Regions from separate parts of the Homo sapiens genome. Here all the other regions are linked to region 4. Evidence: chromatin loops called from intact Hi-C (ENCODE). Cell type or tissue: heart left ventricle. All regions are shown on one strand.

Region 1 (4,000 bases), 690 kb after region 4:
TGTGCTATTGGTGGAAGAACAGACATATTGATTAAAGGAGCAGGACAGAAAACCTGGAAATAGATCCACACAAATCTGCCCAAGTGGTTTTTGACAAAGGTACAAGAGCAATTTACTGAAGAAAGGATAGCTTTTCAGTAAATGGTGCTGGAGCAATTGGACATCAGTAGATAAAAATAAACTTTGACCTAAGGCTCACACCTTATGTGAACATTCTCACAATGGATCATGGTCTTAGAGGTAAATGTAAAACTACAAAATTTTCAGAAAAAAAATCAGATAAAATTTTCAGTACTTGAGCTTGCTACCACAAGCACAATCCATGGATGGAAAAATTGACACACTAGACCTCATCAAAACAGAAAACTTGCTCTATGAAAGTCCATGTGAAGAGGATGAAAAAGACAAGCTGTAGACAAAAAATTTGCAAACCACATATCTAACGAAGTGTTAGTATCCAAACATAAAGAACTCACAAAACTCAACAGTGAAACATCAATTTAGTTAGAAAATGTGCACAGACATGAAGAGATATTTCACAGAGAAAATACACTTAGAAAGTAAGGATACGGACATGTTCAACGTCATTCGCCATCAGTGCTAAAAACATCACCCAAATGTTCAATAGCAGTTTTGCTTAACCGTCAAATCTTGAATCAGCCCAGATAGACTTTGACAGGTGAATGGTTAAATGCGCTGAAGTGCATGCAAGCACAAAGGAATGAATTATCGATGCATGAATCAACTTGTACGAACTTGGATGACTCTGCAGGGAGTTATGGGGAGTAAAAAGGTAATCCTGAAAAGTAACAGCCTATATTATGCCATTTTTATAATAGTTTTGAAATGATGAAATTTTAGAAGTGGAGGAGAAATTGGTGTGTGCCAGAGGCTTGGGTTAGGGTGAAGACGTGGGAGGGAGGGGTTGTGGTTATGAAAGGGCAGCTTCGGGGATCCTTGTGGAGGTGGAAGTGTTCAGTATCCTGACTGGTGCCAGATGCGTGAATCCACAGATGATAAAAATGTATGGAACTATACATACCCCCCACACACACGAGTAACAGTAAAACTAGGGAAATCTAAATCTGATTAGTAGATTGTATCTTGGTTGTCATAGTTTTGAAAAATGTTACTTTGGAGGAAGCTGCATAAAGCGCATATGAGACTCTTGGTTATTGACTAATAATCCATAAAGCAAGTAAGTATTGATTAGTAACAATCTCTATTGATTTCTTTCTTATGGTTATTGACTAATAATCCGTAAAGCAAGTAAGTATTGATTAGTAACACTCTCTATTGATTTCTTTGTTATAAACGTATGTGGATCTACAATTATCTCAATAAAATTTTTAATTAAAAAGCAAGAACACCCAGCCTTTCCTACTGAAATGTTGTATTTGGGTAACTCTAACAAGATTCCTGCTTCTGCAAGGACAGACGATGCCCTAAACCCTGCGTTTGGGGGTAGAGGATCTTTCCAGTGCCTTCCATGAGGGGTTTAGCCACAGGGTGCCCCTGTGGCCGTGCCGCCGATCCCAGTCGGGCACTCCTGGCCAAAGTTAAATTTCTTTTCTTTCCAGAAGTTAATGAACGAAAAACAGTTTCTCCTCGCTTGACATCTGTGACATCGTTATTGTATTCCAAATCTTTATGGAAGAAAGTAAGCAGTTTGATAAGTTGTGTGGAATATACCAGAAAACATGAGGGACTGAGCCCCCTGGCTCAGGCAGATGTTAGTAGGGGGCCCTCTAGTGGCTCCCTGGCTGGTCTGCAGCTTCCCACAAGGCTCCTGGAATTAGAGCCACCTGTGGGAGAGCCAGATAAGGAGAAATTGAGAGACCTTTTCATGGCAGCTCCCACTTGAGCCCACATGTAGAGGTAGTAGGCTGGAGCAACCAGGGTGATTCAAAGGGCAGGTTTCTTTGGCTTAGTTCGTCCACAGCACCTGGGATCTGTGTGAACTGCTGCAGCACTGGTCTGACTGGGCACACACAGACCCTGGGGTACTGGGATAATTTTCCACAGTTAGGCAACATGGTAGAAATCAGAATAAATGAAATAGTGCTGTTGCAGATTAGAGCTATCTACTTCACCCAGTTCACTGTGGCAATCCTTCTAACTTTGGAGAAGAACATCTGATGAAATACACTGACGTTCTTGAGCAATATATTTATTGGCCATATGGCAGAGCTTACTGTTGTTGGAAATAATGCATTGCAAAGGACCGAGGAAGGGGCAGATGGGATGGAGGGGGGAAACCTGCTTTAGTACATAGGGCAAATAAAGGATCTGGCCCAGAAAAGAACTCTTATTATTTTCTGTTTCGGACAATCATCCAAATGCCTCTGAAGGCACAATTCTCCCTTTACCTATTTTGGTACATTCTGGGACAGTCATCCCAGGATGCTATTTTGGCCATAGAAAGCCAGATGGACCTGCCAGAGCACAGAGAGGTGGCGATGTTAGAAGGGAGACTATGAGTCACTCAAAGTTTCCTCAGGAACAGTTAGGAGTGCTCACAGAGAGGAACCCCCAGAACTGGTGTTTTCTAACAGCATGGGAGTAGCCGGCTGCGTCCGTGTGTGGGCTGGAGTCTGGAGTTATTCTGCTGAATGAATCATGATTTGTGCACTATAAGTTTGAAGCTCAGACCAAATAGTTCATGAACTTTAATGCAAAAGTATTGTGGAATTACATTTTTCAGGGAAGCACTCAGTGGGAACCATGTTCTACCAAGAGCAAGGATTGTGTGGAAGCTTAAAGAGCATGAGCCTTGGTCTCTGTCACCAGAATCTTACAGTGTTAGTTGCAGGGGGGTCATGTACAAAAAAAGAGTCAACTCTAGATTTAGGGGAGTAGAGAGGCATGTTTTGTAGTGGGAGACAAATTTGTTAAGCTGAGAAGAGAGAAAAGAGCCATTCAGATGGGTAATGTCTTGAGCAAAGGTGCAAAGGCAGTAACAGCATTGGCTACAAGTGACAAGCCCGGCATGGTGGCTTATCCTGATTGGAGGATTATTTTTCTCTCATAAGCCAGCATCTTGAGGTAGGAAACCCAGGATTGGTATAGTGGCTCCATGATGCCATCGGGGCACTAGTCTCCTTTTACCTTTCTGCTCATCCCTCCTAGGTATGAGGCTTTCGTCCTAAAAGTGTATAGCCTCATGTTCACAAAAGGGCCAGTAACCCCAGCCTAGCAGGGGAGCCTCCATTCCATGCTAGAAGAAGCAGGGCACAACGGGCCAAGGCACAGACCAGTGGAGTCTGCCCCCTTTTAGAAAGCCTCTGTAGAGAGAAGCATCACCTGGAGACTTCTCGCAGAGATGTGCTGCGTGGTCTTCCCCACCCACACAAGCTGAAAGGACTAGATGCGCGCATTACCACCAGAACAAAATAGAGGCTCTGCTGCTACAGAGGATGCAGAGATTGGGCAGCGAGCAGGCACAGGCAGGAAAGGGCAAGGCAGGTTTGGGCAGGGGGCGGATGTCTCTACAACAGTTTCTGTGTGGTACAGTTAATTGTTTACCATCCTCTTGCAGATTTCTTTTTATTACAGCAAGAAACTGGTACATAACATACGGGTTACATTTTATTGATCAGAAGCTTTGGATGGCTACTGCTGTACCCTTTCCACTTTCCCCAATCAGCTATGGCCCCTCTTGGCTGGAATGCACCCTCAAATATTTGCAATTTGCACCAGCTTGGGTGCTGTCCTTCACAGTCTCATGAACTTTGGGCAAAGGCCCTGATTGTATCTCAGCTGAGTCTGACAGGTCTTGGTTTATTGACGCTCAGACCTCAGCTCACTGCAATATTTTCCACTGCTTCAAGTACTTCTGGGAGGTGGTGGGAGCATTTTCAAATGTGCTTATGAATAAAATTATTTCAATAATCTGTACACTGCCACGATGGGCTGCAGCCTCCATGCTGTGCTTCCCAGCAGCCAGCACATTGCAACCCAGCCTTGCACTGCTGTGTGCAGTAGCTCTTTCTGCCTCCAT
Region 2 (4,000 bases), 570 kb after region 4:
CTGGTGCAGGCGCATTCTCCGTGGTTAACGGGTGTGAAATCGGCATTTATCATCAGTGACTTTTCATTGTGTGGCTTCTGTGAGTCCCCACCTTCCTTCTAAACCTCAGCAGGACACTTTCCCTTCCCTGTAGTTCAAATATGCGCCGCAACCTCAGCTTGATCTCAAGCTTTCTATTGCCATGTAAACAATCAGGGAGCCCTGGAATGGTGGGCTCCAGGGGTGGGTGGGTCAGGGCCACCCCCAGGGGTGCAGAGTCTGAAGGGGCTAAACTCCGGGCGGAGGCTGGGGGGCCTCAAAAGCATTTTCATGCAGGTGAGAAAAGGAAAATTTCCAGGGCATCTTGGCTGAAGCACAGAAGTGACTCCCGGAAGACCTGGCATGTGTGAGATGTAGGAGGGATGCTCTGTGCCTGCTTGTGTGTGTGCATGAGTGCGTGTGTGTGTATGTGTGTATGCGTGTACATGTGGTGGGTATGATGAGCCTCGGGGCTCCCTTTAGCATCTGCTGGTGAGTTTACTGTGCCTGCCGACCGTTTCCCAGGTCAGGCCTCCGCCCATGATAACTACTGTTTACCAAACACTTACTGTAGGTCAGTGACTCACATATGTGATCTCATTTCACTCTCCCAACAACCCTGACGTAAGGACTATTATCCCTATTTAACACATGAGGAAAGGGAGGTTTGAGAGCTCTGGTTACTTTTTCACATTCTGAAGCTAGGTGCCTCCACAGCACATGAAATGTTCTGCCGTCGTTCGTCTCCCTGGGACCATATGGAAACGGGGGCTGCTTCCCCTGGAGATCACAAAGGGCTTCTGCAGTAGAGAAAGGAGACTAAGAGCACCTTTCTAGACTTTTCCTTAGCATTCTTCAAGATGTACTATCAGAAGTTCAATAAAAACAACCTAATGCTGAGATTCATGGATAGAAAATTGACTCAACTTCCTGCCTTCCGACGAGCTTATTTTCTTCTTAGCCATTGTAAATTGGTGGAGCCGTGTTCCTCCTTGTCTTAGAAACTTTTAATGGTGCTGTTGCCCTCAGGTTAAGGTCTGGACTCCTTGTGGCTCTCCAAATCCCTCAGAGTCCTTCATTGTCTGAGCAGGCACACTCATCTTCTGTAGTTTAAAAGGTGGCAGTGGCTGGGCGCAGTGGCTCACGCCTGTAATCCCAGCACTTTGGGAGGCCGAGGCAGGCAGATCACCTGAAGTTGGGAGTTTGAGACCAGCCTGACCAACATGGAGAAACCCCGTCTCTACTAAAAATACAAAATTAGCCAGGCGTGGTGGCACATGCCTGTAACCCCAGCTACCCGGGAGGCTGAGGCAGGAGAATCGCTTGAACCTGGGAGGCAGAAGTTGGGGTGAGCTGATATCGCTCCATTGCACTCCAGTCTGGGCAACAAGAGCAAAACTCACTCTCAAAAAAAAAAAAAAGAGTGACAGTAATGACATGATCATTAAACATCTTTCAGGGAAGACTCTATGAGACCGATGTTTGCATGCTAAAGACAGGTGTTGCTGCCGGAAAGTGATTCGGTTTGAGGACTCAGGACTTGGGAACATCAGTCTCATCTCAACAGAACCCTTTTTTCAGTTCCCTGCTGTTTCCTGCACAAACTGGGGGAATGTGCTTGGCCTCCCTGGAGCTCGGATTGTCTAGCAGCTTGGATTGCTTAGTCCCCCTTTCCACACCTTCCTGCCACCCTGAGGGGGAGGCCTGATGGTTCATGGGCTTCCGCAGAAGGAATTTGCCCACTCTGCTTCCTAAAATGTGCAGCTGCATTTTGCTGCTGGGAAAATATTGATTGAAGGTCTGGAGGAGTCTGACAACTTGTAAGGCACATACAGTTTTTATCTGCAGGATGAAGTTAGTTTTTGTTTGGGCCTGGTGTTTTCGAAAGAAGGAAATCACTTTCATAAGCATCAGATTAGATCCAGGAAGCGTCCGCAGGACAATGAGAAGCTGATAGAGGCAGTGTCTCAGGATTTTGCCATTGGTTACTACCGCCACCTCCTGGCTGAAATTGTGAACTACACAGCATGGGCTTCCTGGGCAAACTGGTTTAAGAAAAGGTAGCCCCGTTTTCCCCATTTTCTGCAAGTTCTGTGTGGCGCAAAAAGGAAATGAGAAGACTTATTGTTTAGATAGAGTATTTATTGGCATATTTTATATTAACTGTGATGATAAAGCAGACACAAGAATAAGAAATAAAATCAGAGTGAATTTTTCTCATCTGAGGCAACAGGGAAAATAATTCATTGGAACAACCCTGTGACTCAGTGTTAGCTTTGCCCAAAATAAGTGTCAAGGCCCTTATCTGAGTTTCCAAGACCCCCTGCCCATTCTCTTAAGCTGACCTCTTAGCATATTGAGGGAAATCTACCAAACATTTTGGAAAATTAGTACAAAATTAAGGAATTAAAATGAAAATTGCAATATAAAAAATTATTGGGTCTGAGGCATGTCTTCAGGTTGTACAAGGAAAAGATGTAAGATTTGGTATCTCTCCTCTTCATTATTTTATATTGGTTTTATACATAAGCCCTCACCCTGTAGAAATATAAGTTCTAAGTTAGGAAAAGGATTATTTGTAACATACATGCAATACACATACATTGACAGAAATAGAAACAGGCTTTTTCTGTTATTTAAATAGTATTTTTGGAGTAGATTGGTTTTTCGTTTGTTTGTTTTTGAGACAGAGTCTTGCCCTGTCGCCAGGCTGGAGTGCAGTGGCGCGATCTCTGCTCCTTGCAATATTTTCCTCCCGGGTTCAAGTGATTCTCCTGCCTCTGCCTCCCGAATAGCTGGGACTACAAGCGTGTGCCACCATACCCAGCTAATTTTTGTATTTTTACTAGAGACAGGGTTTCACCATGTTGGTCAGGATGGTCTCTATCTCCTGACCTCATGATCCGCCTGCCTCGGCCTCCCAAAGTGCTGGGATTACAGGAGTGAGCCACTGTGCCTGGCGGATTGTATTTTTAAAAATTTATTTAGAGATGGGGTCTTGCTCTGTCAAGCAGGTTGGATGGAGTGCAGTGGCGCGATCATAACTCACTGCAGCCTTGACTTCCTAAGTCAAGCAACCCTCCTCCCTCAGCCTTTCCAGAGGACAGCAGCTGGGGCCTTCAGACAATTACGTTTCCTTAGTCGGACATCTGAGAGGCATAATTTCATGGCTACCACAGAAACTGAGAGCAAATATTACATTTCTCATCCCCCCTTGAAGCTTGGGTCTTGCTGAATATTGTTTTCATAAAGCAATCTGCCATATTGAAAAAGCCATGTAATGAGAAACTGTGTGCAACCTCCAGCCAACAGCTAGGAAAGAACTGAGGCCCTCAGTCTTCTCAGGTGGCCTACTGGCCAATATGTACAAGTTGTATATACAACTTCCAGAAGGGTCCTTAAAAGAAGAGGGCTATCACTTTCTTGCCTTCTTTTCTTTCTTGCTGGCTGGAATGTGATGATATCACTAGATCTGAAACAGCCATTTTGGACTAAAAGGCAGAAGCCACAGGTGAGGATGATGGAGTTACAAAATAAAAGAAGTCCAAGTCCTAGTGAACTGGGCCACCATGAACTTCCCAGGTTTACTGGAGAGAGAAATAAACCTCTAACTTGTGTATGTCTCTGCTTGATTTTCAGTTACTTATAACAGAACTTTATCCAAACTGAAAAAAATTTTACATTTTATATGTAAAGTCCGAAGTTTAACAGAGTTAGTATTTCCCAGACGATAAATCATGGGAAAAATAAAAGTTTAATTACCTAGGACTATTACTGGGAGATGATATTTGCTGCATATAGTGAAGGTGCTAGCAAATCTCCCCTTTTTGTTGCTAAGAGGGTGTTCCACTTAGTTAGCCAGGGCAACAGAAGGAAACCATTGATGTTCCTCACGGAGAAGTCTTTGAAAACAGCACATGAGACAGCAGCTAAGAGCGCCCCCCACCGCATTCCAGGCTAATAGCATTGGCTCCAGAGGCTA
Region 3 (4,000 bases), 520 kb after region 4:
TTGTATAGGAATGGCACAGCTGCAAGGCAGACAAGAGGGCCCCCAAAGGAATCTAACAGAGCTGTCAACTAGGTGGAATTAGTCTACCAGAAAAGATATTGTATAAATATTCATGCAATATAATTTTTGTCCAGCTTATTAGTTCTTTGGGATAATTTACTAGGAAAATTTCATGAAAACTACCTGTCAGTTTGACTTTGGAATTACTGTACCCATGATTTTTTCTGATGCCTATAGGATTAGAGAGGACTGACTCAGTCCCTCATGATTCCCTGGATCAACAGCCAGTATTACTTCTTACTATTTGACAATTTCAACAGAAAGATTGAGTTGTTTTATATCTTATCCAGCTTTTAAATGGTTGTCAGTGGGAAATGTAGTCCAAATACCTAGCCTAATGCTATTGGAAACTGGAAGCACTATCAGTGAAGTTCCCCATTCAGTTATAGGCGCACTCTATGCTAGACTGAGTGATATTTCTATGGTTAGTACGCCCCCGGGGTTAGAGGCTCCCTGGTCTTTGTCAACTGAAACCGCTGAATTGAACAAGGAAGGAGAAAGAGGAGTTCCAGAGGCAGATCAGATGCTGATGACCAAGAGTACGGAACTTGGCCACTCACGGGGCCTGCCAAGGTCCTAGCACGTAGTGTGCAGAGGGCAGGATCTGAAAATGAAGTGTTTGTGAATGGTGTGCAACAAACAGTAACCACTTCCTAAAGAATAGTCAGGCACAGTGACAGATTGGACAACAGCGAGAAGGGACTGGCTAAGGACTGGCCGCCTGGGTTCCGAGGCCAGAGTGGGGGAAAGGAAATGCAATGAGAAGGGGGATGGGGAGAAGGCAGTGAGAACCCCACCACCCCAGCTCTGGGCTTGTGAGCAGGTGGTGAGACCTCAGGGCTGGGGTTTGGTCACCTGTCACCCCTCACCTCTGCTAGACGCTTCAATCTGCCCAGGCCCTTTGGGGGCAAAGGTCTTCCAATGAGATGGTATCATGAATTCAGGCCTGTCCCGAGGAGCTTGCACGGAGAAATGAATAGTAAGATTACACAAGCCTCCTCCCTCCCTGCCTCTGGTGACCCAGATGGAGGGGGAGGCCCACCGTGCTGCCCCAGGCTTTTTCCAGCACGAAGGAGTTCTTCCTTGGGGTGGAACCCCTTGGTGAATTAGGAAGAGATGTGCGGTGGGAAGAAGAGAATGGTGCAGTGGGAGGAGGGGCAGAGGCCAATCCTGAACGCCCCAGGGGCCCTTTGCAATGCAGAGCGGTCCTGGCAGGGGACGCCCAAGTGGCGCTCGAGTTGGTCCCAGGGAGGGATGCCACGTTCTTACCTCTAGCAAGGCCTGGGTACGAGCTGGGGTTGTGACACGTGTGTGTTCAGAGCCAAGCGGCTGGTCCCTGAATTGGGTCACCTCAGACGGGCAACGGTTGATCTATCCCGATTGCTGAGATGAGATTTCGTCCTTCCTTGTAAAACCCAGCTGTGCCCCCCGGCTTCTGCCAGCACCAAGGCACTCCTTTGTCCTAGCGTTCCAGGAGGCTGAAGAGCTGAGTAACCCAAAGGGCATGGCGCCCAAGCCGCCTCAGCGCGCTGTCTGCGAATGGGCTCTAGGCGCTGGGTCGGGCTGCTGGGCCCGGCTGCTGGGCCCCAGGGGCTCTAAGGGGACAGGATGTGTTGGGACCTTCACTTATCTTCCTAGCACGTGCGGGGGCTGCAGCCCAACTTCCCCAAGAGCGGTGTCTCCCTGGCACAGCTTTGGAGTTGGAGGGATCGCCCCCTCCCCTGCCTGTCTTTCTAACTTGTTTTTCTGCTGACGCTGGAGCCACGGTACTTTTGCTTTTTGAAACACCCTGTAATTGGAAGAAGAAAAAAAAAAGACGAGTCTGCTCAGTGTTATGAGACAGGCACGTGCTGCCCTCTAATGGCTCCTGCCTTGTGGGTTTCCAGGCTCCCCGGGGAAGGGGCGCCCCAGGCCTGCCTTCCTGGAGGGTCTGCGGAGGGTTTCCTTCCTCCGGGTAAGCGGGCCCCTTTCCCTGCAGCCTGCTCAAGCGTCGGGGAAAGATGTCCGAAGACAGGTAGCTTTGTGTGGCTGGCTGTGAGAGGAGAACGGTCCTACATTCCACTCCAGACCAGGAGCGTTTCTTGGAGCCATGTACCCTACCAGCTTAGGAAGGAGTTGCTCATCCTCCCTCGCAGTCCCTCTGTGTCTACAAAGGAAAGCACAGCGCATGGCAAAGGCCGGTCAGCAGGCTCGTGCACGCAAACAGGCTTCCTTTTCCTGTCCTGCTGGCCAGAGGGGATGCGGGGGATGGGGTAAAATGCTGCTGATACCCCCCTCAGACTTTCCACTGGCAGCCTCCGGAACCTACTCAAAAGCCGAACACAAACCTCTTGAAAAAAAACATCAGAGTTAATGTTTGCAGAAACTGAAGACATTGGTTGGACATAGTCCAGTTCTGTTTAGAGGGGAAACTAGGATTTAATCAAGGAACAAAGTTCATAGGTGTGGGAGGAAAACCTGGGAAACGTTCTGTTTTGGTAGCTGGAAAGCTTGTCTCCAGAAGTGAAGGAAAGAAGCTGAAAGAGGAACTTGTATTTTCCTCCAGCGAGCTCAGATCCTGGCAAAGGGAGAGCGTGATGCTGGTGCGAGCTCTGTGGCTCGGTGGGAAACAGTGCAAAAGTTAGTGTTCCCAAGTTTAGAACGTTTTATGTAGTAAGGGTTCTTGGAAAAGTGCAAACAAAGCAGAGTGGTCCTTCTTGAGCTTTTCCTAAGTTGGGAGTTACTGGTCACAGAGCTTAATGAGGCAGTTCCTGTGGGAGCGGCTGCTCGGGGTGGCAGACCACTGCTAAATTCTGCCCCCGGAAGGGTGATGGAGGCAGAAAGTGGAGAAGGCTGGGTTGAAATCTGACTGAATGAGCCTCATTTTCACAGGAGGGTTAGACAAGAAGTCCCTTTCCTGGCTGGCCACTTCTTGTAGAAATGGAGAAGCATTTTTATTTTTTACCTTATTTAGATCTTCAGTTACAAAAGGCTGTCATTAGGAAATGAGTCTTTCCCCATCCCTTCCCTGCTCAACTGTAGAGGATGAAAGTTTTTTTTTTTCCTTCTCTCTTTTCTGATAATCCTGAGCAAATTCTGAAGAAACACAATTTTTTTTTTTAAAGTGTTCTCTCTTTCAACAGAACTGGCCTGAACTTTTGGCCTAGTCTCTCTCCATAAGCCTGATGGTGCTCATCCAGCCCCAGATCGTGTGAGCAGCTCTCTAAGGCTATAGGAGCCCCGGGCATGTCCTCTTCAGGCCCTGTGGGAACCCTGGCTCCCACATTGTAAGGGATTGTCAGGAAAAAGGGTCAAGCTGGCTGTTAGTGCTGGCTTCAAGGGGACAGAGCTGGGTCTGAAATATGTGTATTTTCTATCTTGAGTTTTGTTTTATGAGCACCCCTGCAACCCACAGCTTACAGATGCCACAAGGTGCCTTTGGGAGATGTTTTTCCAGTCTTGTTCAGCAGGGAGCCCCTTTCCCCTAACCAAGCATTTCACACAAAGCCAGTCCCAAGTCTGGAGACCTCAGTATTTCCCCAAAGCTGGATTCCTGCTGAGCTGCACACATCTGCTCCCTAGTTGGTTCTATTTGGGTAAAATCAAAAGTAAACAGAGGGCCCTGGGCTTATATGTGATGTTTAAAACAAAAGGATGTAACCAGAGGGCCTCTACTTTGAATCCCTGACATTCCATGATTCGCTGCTAATGTTCTTCTAGCAGTGGCTGGAGGAAGCCGGCAAGATCTGAATGCCGTGGGGTCCTGGGGAAAATGGTACCCAACAGTAGGACTTCAGCTCAGCAGAAAGTAGACGAGGCTCTGAATATACCCTACCCCGTGCAATAGGCAGCCCACCAAATTCAGGTAACCCTTGCATTGTGGCTTTGCCCCCCACCTCTTTTTTTTTTTTTTTTTTTTTTTTTTTTTTTGAGATCGGGTGTTGCTCTGTCACCCAGGCTG
Region 4 (4,000 bases):
GCTGCGAGATAGGAGAGGGGTGCATTCCAGAGACTCGCAGCGCTAGGGAAGTTGAGGAAGCTTGAGTTATAAGTTATTTTTCCAGTGCAAAGAGATCATACAAACATGCAACATACACAGGACCACCCCTACCCCTAATCCTCCAAAGCATGGTCTTGATGAGTTTCACAGGAAACGACCCCAAGCCTGCGTTGTGTGTGTATGGTATGCACACTCTTGCCTGACGCTCATCTCCAGGTGGAGGCTGCAGAGACCCAAGGGGGCGCAGGCAAGCTTGTAGGCTTCCTAGCTGTCAGCCTCCCAGGGGTGGTGGAATCTTTCAAAGGAAGGGCACCCTTGATGCCAGGCTTGGCAACAGCACACAGTGAGGGGAGCGGACTGTGAAGGGCTGTGGGTGCCTGTGAAGACAAGGGGTTCTGGGTTCCAGGCATCTCACCTACCCTGACTTCCTGCCTCTTGATTTGTTCCTATCTGTCCATTCCACCCAGTAAAACTGTATGTGGAAAGCCTATCAGTTTTCAACAGTCCTTTTAAGGGATGGCACGGCTGCAATATTCACATCAAACAGTGTCAAAAGGCCTTCTCTTTACTAAGGTTGAAAGAAGACTTAATAACTTCTTAAAATTATGCATTACGACAGTACATTGGAAGCTGGTGGGACCTATTATTTAGCTGCAGATCCTATGTCTGATTTAGTTTTTATTATTTTTTCAAGACGGAGTTTCGCCTTGTCGCCCAGGCTGGAGTGCAATGGTGTGATCTCCACTCACTGCAACCTCCACCTCCCGGGTTCAAGCAATTCTCCTGCCTCAGCCTCCCAAGAGCTGGGATTACAGGCGCCCACCACCACGCCCAGCTGATTTTTGTATTTTTAGTAGAGATGGGGTTTCATCATGTTCGCCAGGCTGGTCTCGAACTCCTGACCTCAGGCGATCTACCCACCTCAGCCTCCCAAAGTGCTGGGATTACAGGCGTGAGCCACCGTGCCCGGCCACTGTCTGATTTATTACTGCAGGGATTCAAGTTCCTCTGATAATTGGGTGGATGAAAGTCATTGTTTTATGGCACAAGTACGAGATGCCCCTCCCTCAATAGGCCAGATGTGATTGCAGTCCTTGAGCCAGCAGATTCACGCACCTAACCTGGATTCTCACTTGACGTGATCAGGTGTAACTACAATGTCAACCTGCATCCATCACACCTCCTCAATGTCACATGCTTGATGATTTGCCATCAAGGCGGTCAGGAGGGCTGGGGTAAGGAGCTGGTTCTGCCCCGTCCTGAGGTCTGAGGAGACAGTACCTACTGTTCACACCTGCTTGGGGCTTTAGGCTTTACCCACAGCCATCTGCATAACGCGGCTACTTACATCATTTCATTTCATTAGTTTTACACTGACTGCACTTTTTGGCAGCCACTGTTTGGGTATCTCAAGAGGTTTCAGAAAGAAATATTATGGTGTGAATATAACATTTTAAAGAAGAAATGATTTTGCAAAATTATCCAAAAGCTTAAAGAATATGAGTCCTGGGATATGCACACCAATGTCTGGGCCACATTCCAAGGAAAAACTAGATGTTCGTTTTTCTTGAATCATTTCAACAGAGAGCATCTATAGAATGGATATTGGTATAAACTCTACAATAAAAATACAGAACGCTCAATTTGTTTGCTGGCTTTGTGGGTAATTTCCCTCCCTAGAGTCAGGGTCTCCCTATGTTGCCCAGGCTGGTCTCGAACTCCTGGGCTCAAGGGGTCCTCCTGCCTTGGCCTCCCAAAGTGCTGAGGTTATAGGCATAAGCAACTGTGGCTGGCCTTTGTAAGTAATTTTTTTTTTTTTTTTTGAGATGGAGTCTTGCTCTGTCACCCGGGCTGGAGTGCAGTGGTGCAGTCTCAGCTCACCGTAACCTCTGCCTCCTGGGTTCAGGCGATTCTCCTGTCTCAGCCTCCCAAGTAGCTGGGATTACAGGTGTGAGCCACCATGCCCAGCTAATTTTTGTATTTTTAGTGGAGACAGGGTTTCACCATGTTGGCCAGGCTGGTCTCAGAACTCCTGACCTCAGGTGATCCACCTTCCTCGGCCTCTAAAAGGGCTAGGATTACAGGCATGCGCCACCACGCCCGACTGGTAATTTTTAAAAGAAGGTTTAATCTCTGGTTACTTCCCCTTTGTCCCCAGTATATCCTAGACTACACTTCTATTTTTTTTTTTTCAGCAAAGAACATGCATTATTTTAACTGCACAGAACATATTTAACATGATAGAGCTTTAAAGAAAGTAAAATAAATTTTGAAACAAAACCCAAAGAAATATAAGATCAAATTGTTCCTGCTCTCGGGCCCTTCCTTTGCGCGGATAATGGAGAGAGATCACCCGGAGTACAATGAAAGGCCAACTCCCTCTTTGGACACAGGGGGCTTGGTTGTATTCTACCAAACTCCCACTAGGGGGAGTGTTTTAGCAGTGTAGGCTGTGCCCTTCACATTCTAAACAACTGATTTTCATTAGTGATTCTCATGAACAAAAAACTTCACCTCTTCACCTATCATGAATACTCAACTTATAAGGCCAGGTGCTGTATAAATCCCCGCCCTCAACACCCAGACTCCCAAATGCAGGTAGCTGAGCTGATGACTTTTTATAAGCAATGCTACCTTAAAAATATGCAGTTCTTCCCTCTCCCCATCAGTCCCTCGGTTTGTGTTGTTCAACAACTAAGAAAACTGTTAGAGGAAGCAGAAGGAATCCTGGTAGATAATAAACCCGCAGCTCCTCCTACAGGACTGTGGAGACAGCCCTAGTCAGCTCAACAATTAAAGATCTATTGCTTCCTAAAAATTAAATGAGCCTCAACCACTGTGACAGACTACCAACCTAAGTAATTATCTGACCTGGCAGGGGTGCCTTTGCAGGGGAAGCTGCTGTGTCTGCACTCCACCCAAAGCATCTGAGGATGGAGAGGGTTTCCTGAGGTGTAGTCCATGCTGACATGTGGGACTTCTGGGCTGGTAAAGGCGGCCACCATTAAGGGAGAGCTTAAACACTTTCATGTTTATACGAATTAAAAACAGCCCTATGTAGGTGCCTACAAACACAAAGACGGGGCATCATCGGAGGAAGGACCAAGGGCATATCCCTCAAGGGCAGAGGGGGCCAGGCTGCCTCTCTGTCCAGGACAGTGAATGAAGAATTTCAGTTGAAATTTGAATATTCAAAATGGACCTTTAAGGGAGAACTGCCCCCACTGTGGCATTTTTAGCATTCTTTTGGGGGACTTTATGAGACTGAAAAATGTCAGACCTACATTATAAAACATGTGTAGGAATTTTAAGAAAATGCCACCTAGGCATACAAGCCTAGAAAACCCCTCAAGGACCTCCTTGGTCATTTCCTTCCCCCCCCCCCTTTTTTTTAAGTGGTCTTCCTTCAAAGCCTCACTTTTTAAACTTCACTGGGGGGGGGGAACCCAGAATGAAGGCTTCACCCCATGTCCATCATGCTCATCTGCATTTTAAAATCCTCCTTGAAATCACTAAACTCTGCCTCCCTAAACTTTTCCCTCCCACTTAAATCTCAGTCCCTTTTCTCACCATGGACTGTGACCACAACTAAACCAAACATGTATTTTCTCTTTGCTGGTTTCACATTACAACTTTCAGTGACTTTTCTTTTTCTAGAGGCTTTGTCCCTTCAAGGAACCCTATATAACTTCCGGGGTGGGGTGGAGGTGGGAAAGGGCTTTGTTGGGATTTGGACAACAAAACCTATGACTGCAAACTTATAAATACACTTGGTGCTGAACCGAAGCTAAGACCACAAATTCCGACTCAGCTTTGTGTCTGCAGATGTCAGCAGGAGCCCCAGTCTTTGTTCCTCCCTTATGATAAAGAAGCTGAATGCAAAATGCACATCCAGCACGGAGTTACTAAGACTTATTTGTAAACATGGAAACCCAAGGGCTCCCCCTCAGCTCCCTCAGTTACCGGCTGCTTTCGCTAC
Region 5 (4,000 bases), 350 kb after region 4:
AGGGACGGCTATTGGCCTCACTTGCAGGGCTGCCGCTCAGAGAGGGGGAGATGCCGAAAGGGAAGCGCTTGCTTGCTCCAAGGACAGCTTGTTTGTTTACTGACTCTGGGGACAGAGAGAGACAACATTAATCAAAGAATAGATGTCATTTCCCCTCCACACCCTGAGAAGAGTGCTGCAACTGTGGCCCGTGGTTTATCTGTAACAATGTAGGTGAGCCACTTCAGTGCATTTCCATGATGGCAAACAGCAAGGTGGGCATCCTGAGGAGTGAGTTTCCCGGTTTACAGGGGGCAATCAGAATTATGGCCTGGATGCAGTGATACAGCAATGCCTGTAGTCCAGGAAGCTGTTCTGTTATAAAGGTCTACTTTCTGGAACACCCTTGGGGCTGCAAGCTAGCAAAAGTGGAGTTTGTGTGCATCTTCCGGATCCAGCGGTGTGAGTTAGGATGTCTCAACAAGAGGGGCTGCCATTTGTCATCTTAGCCAAAGACTCAGCCAGAATCCTACTCTTTAGTGGGGCTGGGGATGTGATGGTGAGAGAGAGGTAAGAGGATGAGTCTTGCACAAGCTAGACTTGTTAGTCACAGCTTTCCCAACCCTTGACGTGCCTGGTAAATTATAGCTGCCCAAGTGCAGTGAGGGCTTGTCTTCAACGTGGGCCCAGATCTGCTGCTGTGGGCAGAAAGGGAAGGACCCTCGCAGCCCTACAGGAAGGTACCAGATACCACTCTTCCTGTGTGTGAAAGCACCTGCTGCTCAGATTTAGATAAATGTGTTTCAGCTCAAGCACACCCACAGGAGTATCTGTTCTCCCACCTTACACAACAGCACCTGACAACAGAGAACAAAACTTGAAGTGTCGTAAACCGGGCCCTGAGGGGAGGAAAAAGGCTGGCGGATATGGGAGCTACCCCTGCTCAGAAATGAAGGGGAGTGGCTGTGTATTCTTCTGAATGTATAACCCTAGTGAATTTCCAGTAATGCTGGGTGATGATGGAAGGGCATGGAAGCCTTTAAGGCTGGTAAAACCGAGCTTGCCAAGCCAGGTTCTCACATGTGCTGTCATTAAGAGTCCTGGCAACCTGTTAGTGTCTACCCTGCCCCTTCCAGGTCCCATCTTTATCTCTGCTTTCCCTCCTTCCCTTTTTCTTTTGCTCCTTCTTCTTCTCTCTTGTTTCCTCTCCCCTTTTTAGACCTAAAAACAGTGTCTCCCTCCAGACCTTCCTTCAGTCACTGGGGCCCCTGGGCTAAGGAAATAACTGGTCCTCCATGGGGCAGAAGAAACAGGTCAGGGCCAACACTCATGTGGCCTTGAGTCTAATGCCAGCATGACCCGCTGTGTGGGTTGCTGTCTATTTTCAGTGCCTGGTTTCTCTCTCTGTAAGATGGAGATAATGGTCCTCCCTCTCCCTGCCTTCACAGGGATGATTTCAAGGACAAGCAAGATCATGCTTAAAAGCCCGCCTCGGGGGAAGGGCTGGGTGTTATCAGGATTGTTCATTTACCTTCCAGAGTCTGCTGATGTTTTTACTCGTGTCTTTCTCATCTTGTAAAGCAGGTTACATCCTAAGAGTTGTGTTTGGCTCAAGGTCACGCAAGGTTGGGTGTCTCAGCTGGATTTAAACAAAGAACAATTGAGTTCCTAATCTACGGCTCAGCCCATTGGACCACAGTGACCTCTGGTCTCTTGTACCTGGAAGCCCAGCCCTGCTGGAGGAAGTAATGCGCCTGCTCTCCAGGTGATGTGGGAACCTGTTGTGCCGCTGCCTCCTCCCCCAGCAGCCAGGTGGAATCCAGCTCTCTCTGTGTCCCCAGCATGGCACACCTGCCTAGCACAGCCTGCCTTGCAGAGCAGGTGTTGGCTGTGAGATGCTCAGTCTGGCGAGGGGAGTCAGAGGACGCAAATCTGCTTGGGGGATTCAGAAGTGATGGACAGGCCCCAAGTGTGAGATTTCCAGGCTAATTAAAAAGTTTCTCTTCTATGAAACTTTGAATTTAATTAGTTTGCATATGGGGCATCTAAAATGGAAATACCAGGGAAGCAGAAATGCCAAACAAAAGTGGAAAGATCCCTTCTGAGTGGGGGACGACCCCAGCTGCTGTGGCTGCACTGTGGTGGTCGTTTTCCTGGATTGCCCTGCTCTGCTTTGGACTGCAGGGCTCTGTCTTCTGAGAACTACATTTCCCAGGTCCCCTTGCTCCTGGCTTCTGGCTGGCCTCCACCCAGGGAGTCAGTGAAGATAAACCGAAGGGCTAGCGGACGGGAGATTCAGGGCGTTTCTCTGTCTCTCTGCAGCCTGGTCAGGGTCCTTGGCACTGGTCCTCTGTGGCTGGGTGGCCCTTCCCTCCATCCTTCCAATTCCTACCAGATAGTGCAGGATTCAGGTTCAGATAACATCCCCTTTCCAAGCCCAGAGTGGGTAGAAACTTCTAAACTTCTTCCTGTTATTTCTTTCTGGGTTGCCTCACTGCCCCTGTTTGACTTTTCAGCAACTCCAACGTCTTTGCAACCAGTTCCCCATGTTCCATCCCCTCTGCTGAAGACCTAGGCTGGGCACTGTTTTCCCAACTGATCTGTAGCTGGAATCTCTGAAGGCACGTCTGTGGTACACACGAGGAGCCTGAAACTGGGAGAAGCCCCTGGACCTGCCTGTGTGAATTGCATTAGCAGTGGGACAGGACCCAGCTCTCCCAGGGTAACTTAGAGACTCCTGTGGCTGTGCTTCCTTGTCGGGTGGGGGGCACTTTTGGTTTAATCTTAAAAAATTTATAAGTAGGGTAAGAAATTCATAATAGATAACAGGGTGCACAATAAAAACCTCAATTTTCCTCTCTCTGAACCCTAGTTTCCCAGAATTGCAGATAAGAGATTACAGGCTTGTAATATTTAGGACTTCTCAGGCCCTGGACTGGAAGTTTTTCTCATCTTATTTTTGTTACTCACAATAACCTCACGAGATAGAAACGTTACAGGAGGGGAAACTGAGGCTCTGAGGCAGAAAGCAATGTGCCCAAGTATGTGCCTAAGCTAGGATTCGAAACCAGGTCTGCCTGAGTCCCAAGCCTGGGCTGTTCCTGCTATACCCCAGGAGACCATATGCTGTTGTCCACTGTAATTATCAACAGTGCCCTTCACTCTCAGTCTGGTCTCAGAATATGGGTCATGTGATCACGCTGGCCATACCATGCTATGCCTTGGTGATGGACAAACGTTGGTGATGCAGCTTCCTTGATAGTTGAGGCCTGGCCCTCCATTACCATAGACATCATTGGGTTTAAGGACAGCCTTCACACTTTGGTAGGCAGTTCTTCTTGGCTTATGATGGGGGATGTGGACAACCACATGAGCTCCCCTTCTTCCAGGGAGCTTTCCCTGACTTTCACAACTCCCAGGATCTCCTGGTCCATGCTGCGCTACTGACCTCTTTTAACTTTATGGGATTATTGTTCTAATTTATTTTCTCTTTTAAAAACTATGGTAAAGTGCATATAACGTAAAACTTACTGGCCGGGCGCAGTGTCTCACACCTGTAATCCCAGCACTTTGGGAGGCCGAGGCGGGTGGATCACCTGAGGTCAGGAGTTCGAGACCAGCCTGGCCAACATGGCGAAACCCTGTCGCTACTAAAAATACAAAAATTAGCTGGGTGTGGTGGCGCATGCCTGTAATCCCAGCTACTTGGGAGGCTGAGGCAGGAGAACCCCTTGAACCTGGGAGGCGGAGGTTGCAGTGAGCCAAGATTGCGCCACTGCATTCCAGCCTGGGTGACACTCCTTCTCAAAAATAAAATTTAAAAAAACCCCACTTACTATCTTAACCATTTTTAAGTGTACAGTGTAGCAGTTTGTTTTTTTTAGAGACAGAGTCTTACTGGCTCAAGTGCAGTGGCACGCTCACAGCTCACTGCAGCCTTGGCCTCCTGCACTTAAGTGATCCTCCCACCTCAGCCTCCCCAGTTGCTGGGACTGCAGGCATGAGCACTGGCAGTTTAGCA
Region 6 (4,000 bases), 340 kb after region 4:
ATAGAAGACAAGGAAAAGATAGGAACTTATCATTCCCTTTCTTTTGTTTTTCCTTACACCTCAGTAAGCTGAAGGTAGTGTTGGTGAAATGTGCACATATCAAGAGGTGAAACAAAAAGTTTGGCTAATTTTATGGAGTGTTTCCGCCATTTGGGAAAGAACAAAATGTATACGTATATGAGCTACAAAATATGAATTGTACGCTTGTGGTTGTTCTGCATGCCACCTGAATGTTCCAATAATTTGCGTTTAAAATTGCCATTGCACCGTTTAATGATGAGTGGGAAGATTTAAATACATTCATGCACAGAAATAAATGAAGAAATATTAATACTAATTCAAAAATAATTTTTTGAAAAGTAATACAAGAGAATTGCTTGAACATGGGAGGCGGAGGTTACAGTGAGCCGAGATCACACCACTGCACTCCAGCCTGGGTGACAGAGTGAGACTCCACCTCAAAAAAAAAGAAAAAAAAAATATATATATATGGGCCAAACTTTTTGTGTATGCACATACAACATGCAACCTATACTTATAAATATTGTAAAGAGCTTGAGTCAGTGAGAACTGTCTGTGAGGTGAGCTGCTTCTCCTCCCAGTTAGAATGTGCCAGGCTTTGGGAACGCAAAAATAAAAGCTATCGTCTCTGCCTAAGGACTTTACAGGTTATCAGGGGATTTGAACAAGCAACTCAACCCTCAGAGAAGAGGCTAGTGAGAACACAGGGATAAGGCAGAGTGGGCCAGCATCTCGGTGTGAGCTGGATGTTGTCTCATTTAACCCTGACCACCAACCACTCTCTAACATGGTCCTGGGCACAAAGTAGGCACTCAATCAACTAGAAGAATGAATTAAATTCAGGGTAGCTTCACGGAGGAGGTGACTTGTTAACTGGAAGTCCAATATGTGGGTTTTTATCTGCAGACATCAGCATGAAGTTGTGAATGAACTAGACAAGGAGTGACTTAGGTGACCCATCTCTTAGGAAGGCAGCATTTGCGTCCAAAATCAGTGGAAAAGGAAACACTGGTGTAGACTGGACATGGTGGCTCACACCTGTAATCCCAGAACTTTGGGAGGCAGAGGTGGGAGGATCACTTGAGCCCAGGGGTTGGAGATCAGCCTGGGCAACATAGTAAGACTCCATCTTTACAAAAGTAAAAAATGTAGCTCAGGATGACGGTGCACACCTGTTGTCCCAGCTATTCAGAAGGCTGAGGTGGGAGGATCACTTGAGCCTGGGGTGTTGAGGCTATGTTGAGCTGTGATAGCGTCACTTTCTCCAACCTGGGTGACAGAGTGAGGTTGGTGGTAGTGTGTGCCTGTAGTCCCTACTCCGAAGGAGGCTGAGGCAGGAGGATCACTTGAGCTTAGGAGTTAGAGTCTAGCCTGGCCAACATAGTGAGACCCTGCTTCTATTAAAAAAAAAAAAAAACCCAAAACACTGGGGCCTATTCCTGCCTTATGTGTTACACATAGGATTCACAAGGCTAGTGTGTAATTTGTCATTATAAATGTTATGACTAAAAATTAGAAAAATCTTTGTGTGTTCCTTACACAGATGTAATATCTTTCCACTCCTTACATTTAATAATTCACCCATATAACCTCTTCTTTTTTCCATTCATTTTATATTTCTTTGCCACAAGAAACTGAACAACTTTCACCCCTGGAAGAAAAACTAGTTCATCAAATCTCTTTTTTTTTCAGATGGCCCCAGGACTCCTGGAAGATGATATGTGGCAATAACTGTCACCCAGAGCCACCAAAGCACTTCACCTGCCCTGCCTTGTAGCCTGCCCTGCCTTGTAGCGCTTCTGCCGGGTGTCACTGCTATTTGTATGTTAATTAGACTGGGGGTTCCCCGAGAGTGGCTTGTATCTCCGTGACCCCTGTGTCTCTGCCGGGGCCCTGCACAGTATCTGCTACACCGGAGCAGCAAAATAAATGGGGCTGGTTGAAGGAGTAAGCTAAGGCCAGCTAACTGCTCTCAAGCGCCTTTAATTATGGTCTTTGGTGCCCTCTTACCGCTTCATCTTATTTATCACTCTTTTCCTGAGACCTTCTAATATAGAATGCAGACACGAACATGTGTGCATGCACACACACGCACGCTGGCTTAATATATGCACAGTGGAAGCTGAATACAACATCTCGCTGGGACACTTCCACACTTGTTAAGACAGTTCCCAAAACACATTAAAAAATGATGGATTGTGCCGTCCCGGCTCCTTGTTCATTTTAGCACGATAGAATTTCTTGATAGTGTCTGATTTCAGAGCACACCTGTAGACCTAGTGACAGCCTGCGCTCCTGGGTGGGTTTGGAAAAGCGCTTATTTGTTCTGAAGCTAAAATTAAACTGCAAGTTTTTACATGTTGTTTAGCGGCAGCAGCTGATGCAAATCTTTGTCAACACGGAACTTTTCACACCTCAGGTTTCAACTACAGTAAGTGGATTACTATGTAAGACTGGCATTGGGTTTTTGGCACTGAAAATGAATGAAGTAGCTTGGAGAAATTAAAAGTCATGCTCTTTATCTTCCTTTGAGTTACAATCTTTTAATTTTAAGAATTTTCAGAATTTGGGCCACTTTTGTTCTTTCGTAGCACTTTTGAGTTTCCTCGTTCCAGCCAGGACGCCTGGACGGAAAAGGGAAGCGCCAAGCGCTTGTGTTGGTGAGGAGATCGTCTTTCCTGGAGAGGGAAGTGGCCTTGTCTGGAGTCTGAAACGCTAATCTTGCCACGCTCTAGTTTGCCGTGCTGCAAGTTCCAGTCTTTGCATTGCAGCCCCCTGTCCTTGGCCCACGTGGTTTTTGTAGCTGGCACATCCTTTTGTCTTTCTGCTGTGCCCCTCTTTGCCCATCCTTGACAAAACATCCTGTTCTCAGTGAAAGATCCAGGATGAACTCATGGGAAGCCCTGCTCACTATACAAGGTCTCTCCCAGTGTCACACGCTTTTTTAGATGACAACCCCTTTTGCACAATTTTTCATACAATCAGCAGGAAAAAATCTCTCTCTGCACATACCATGACTTAGACAGCTATGGGCCTCAAAAATAAGATGGGAACCAGAACGTAGGGGAAGATTAAAAAAAACGCACTGCTTAAAATCGAAGCTAATGAGACTTTCACACTACGAATGGGACGAGCTGCATGCGGGAAAACCGCCGATTGTAATGTGGTCTATGTGCTGTTGTTATCTATGGTTATTAGAACAATTACAAATTTTTTCGACATTCAGATCTTAGTATTTTTAGAGTTTATTATGTGTTTATTTCTATTAAAGACTTAATTTTTAAGAGCAATTTTAAGTTCACAGAAGAATTAAGAGGAAGGAAGAGAGAGTTCCCTGCCCCCGCTTACTGCCCCCTGCCCCTGCCCCGCACCCCTTATCAACAACCCTCACCAGAATGGCACATTTCTTACAATCAATGAATCTACACAGATTTGTCATTATCACCCAAAGTCCATAGTTTCCATGAGGGTTCCCTTCTGTTGCTATAAAGTATTTTTTTTTGAAACAGGGTTTCATTCTGTTGCCCAGGCTGGAGTGCAGTGGCATGAACACAGCTCACTACAGCCTCAACCTCCCAGGCTCTAGTGATTCTCTCACCTCAACTTCTCAAGTAGCTGGGACCACAGGCACACACCACCACGCTGGGTTAATTTTTGTATTTTTTGTAGGGATGGGGTTTGGCCAGGCTGGTCTTGAACTCCTGGGCTCAAGGGATCCACCCACCTTGGCCTCCCAAAGAGCTGGGATTACAGGTATGAGCTACAGTGCCCGACCCATATATATATATATATATATATATATATGTTTGTTTGTTTGATTGTTTTGAGATGGAGTCTCGCACTGTCACCCAGGCTGGAGTGCGGTGGGGCGATCTCAGCTCACTGCAACCTCTGCCTCCTGGGTTCAAGCGATTCTCCTGCTTCAGACTCCTGAGTAGCTGAAACTACAGGCACCAGCCACCACACCAGGCTAATTTTT

Evidence for each region. A loop is a pair of places that touch in the nucleus more often than their neighbours do. Peaks named below come from ENCODE experiments on the same cell type or tissue, not always from the same donor. Only the 100,000 strongest peaks of a DNase experiment are listed, where the experiment ranks them.
Region 1: a loop joins it to region 4, with 7 times the contacts of the local background. A loop is called at or near these places in 23 of 110 quality-filtered maps.
Region 2: a loop joins it to region 4, with 6 times the contacts of the local background. A loop is called at or near these places in 82 of 110 quality-filtered maps.
Region 3: it touches region 4 in a loop (5-fold over the local background); 89 of 110 quality-filtered maps call a loop at or near these places.
Region 5: it touches region 4 in a loop (2.8-fold over the local background); 12 of 110 quality-filtered maps call a loop at or near these places.
Region 6: it touches region 4 in a loop (5-fold over the local background); 21 of 110 quality-filtered maps call a loop at or near these places.

Annotation. Positions count from the first base shown.
Region 1 is chr6:6,554,888-6,558,887 of GRCh38, reverse strand. All of the region lies in intron 3 of LY86-AS1 (LY86 antisense RNA 1), which reads left to right. Among named protein-coding and RNA genes, the nearest start is that of LY86, 32 kb to the left of the region's middle. In heart left ventricle, a CTCF peak has its summit at 1,753 (motif pointing left); a DNase peak (open chromatin) is centred at 1,751.
Region 2 is chr6:6,675,019-6,679,018 of GRCh38, reverse strand. No RefSeq gene overlaps it. Among named protein-coding and RNA genes, the nearest start is that of LY86-AS1, 54 kb to the right of the region's middle. In heart left ventricle, CTCF peaks have their summits at 2,031 (motif pointing left), 3,757 and 3,979; a DNase peak (open chromatin) is centred at 2,002; H3K27ac peaks cover 342 bases.
Region 3 is chr6:6,722,630-6,726,629 of GRCh38, reverse strand. All of the region lies in intron 2 of LOC101928004 (a long non-coding RNA gene), which reads left to right. It overlaps LOC101928047 (a long non-coding RNA gene), which reads right to left. Exons shown (of 6, transcript XR_001743949.2): 5 at 1,330-1,849. Among named protein-coding and RNA genes, the nearest start is that of LY86-AS1, 100 kb to the right of the region's middle. RefSeq lists enhancers at 1,778-1,837, 1,154-1,847. In heart left ventricle, a CTCF peak has its summit at 1,955 (motif pointing left); DNase peaks (open chromatin) are centred at 1,619, 1,949 and 2,240; H3K4me3 peaks cover 1,253 bases; H3K27ac peaks cover 2,947 bases.
Region 4 is chr6:7,242,107-7,246,106 of GRCh38, reverse strand. The region is part of intron 11 of RREB1 (ras responsive element binding protein 1); the gene reads right to left. Among named protein-coding and RNA genes, the nearest start is that of SSR1, 69 kb to the left of the region's middle. In heart left ventricle, a CTCF peak has its summit at 2,446; no DNase peak of the experiment used is centred here; H3K27ac peaks cover 894 bases.
Region 5 is chr6:6,888,971-6,892,970 of GRCh38, reverse strand. It overlaps LINC03055 (long intergenic non-protein coding RNA 3055), which reads right to left. Exons shown (of 3, transcript XR_926430.2): 2 at 1,511-1,618. It overlaps LOC105374903 (a long non-coding RNA gene), which reads left to right and starts at 2,617. Exons shown (of 3, transcript XR_926431.3): 1 at 2,617-2,701. In heart left ventricle, no CTCF peak of the experiment used is centred here; a DNase peak (open chromatin) is centred at 2,222; H3K27ac peaks cover 2,351 bases.
Region 6 is chr6:6,899,462-6,903,461 of GRCh38, reverse strand. No RefSeq gene overlaps it. Among named protein-coding and RNA genes, the nearest start is that of LINC03055, 16 kb to the right of the region's middle. In heart left ventricle, a CTCF peak has its summit at 2,039; no DNase peak of the experiment used is centred here.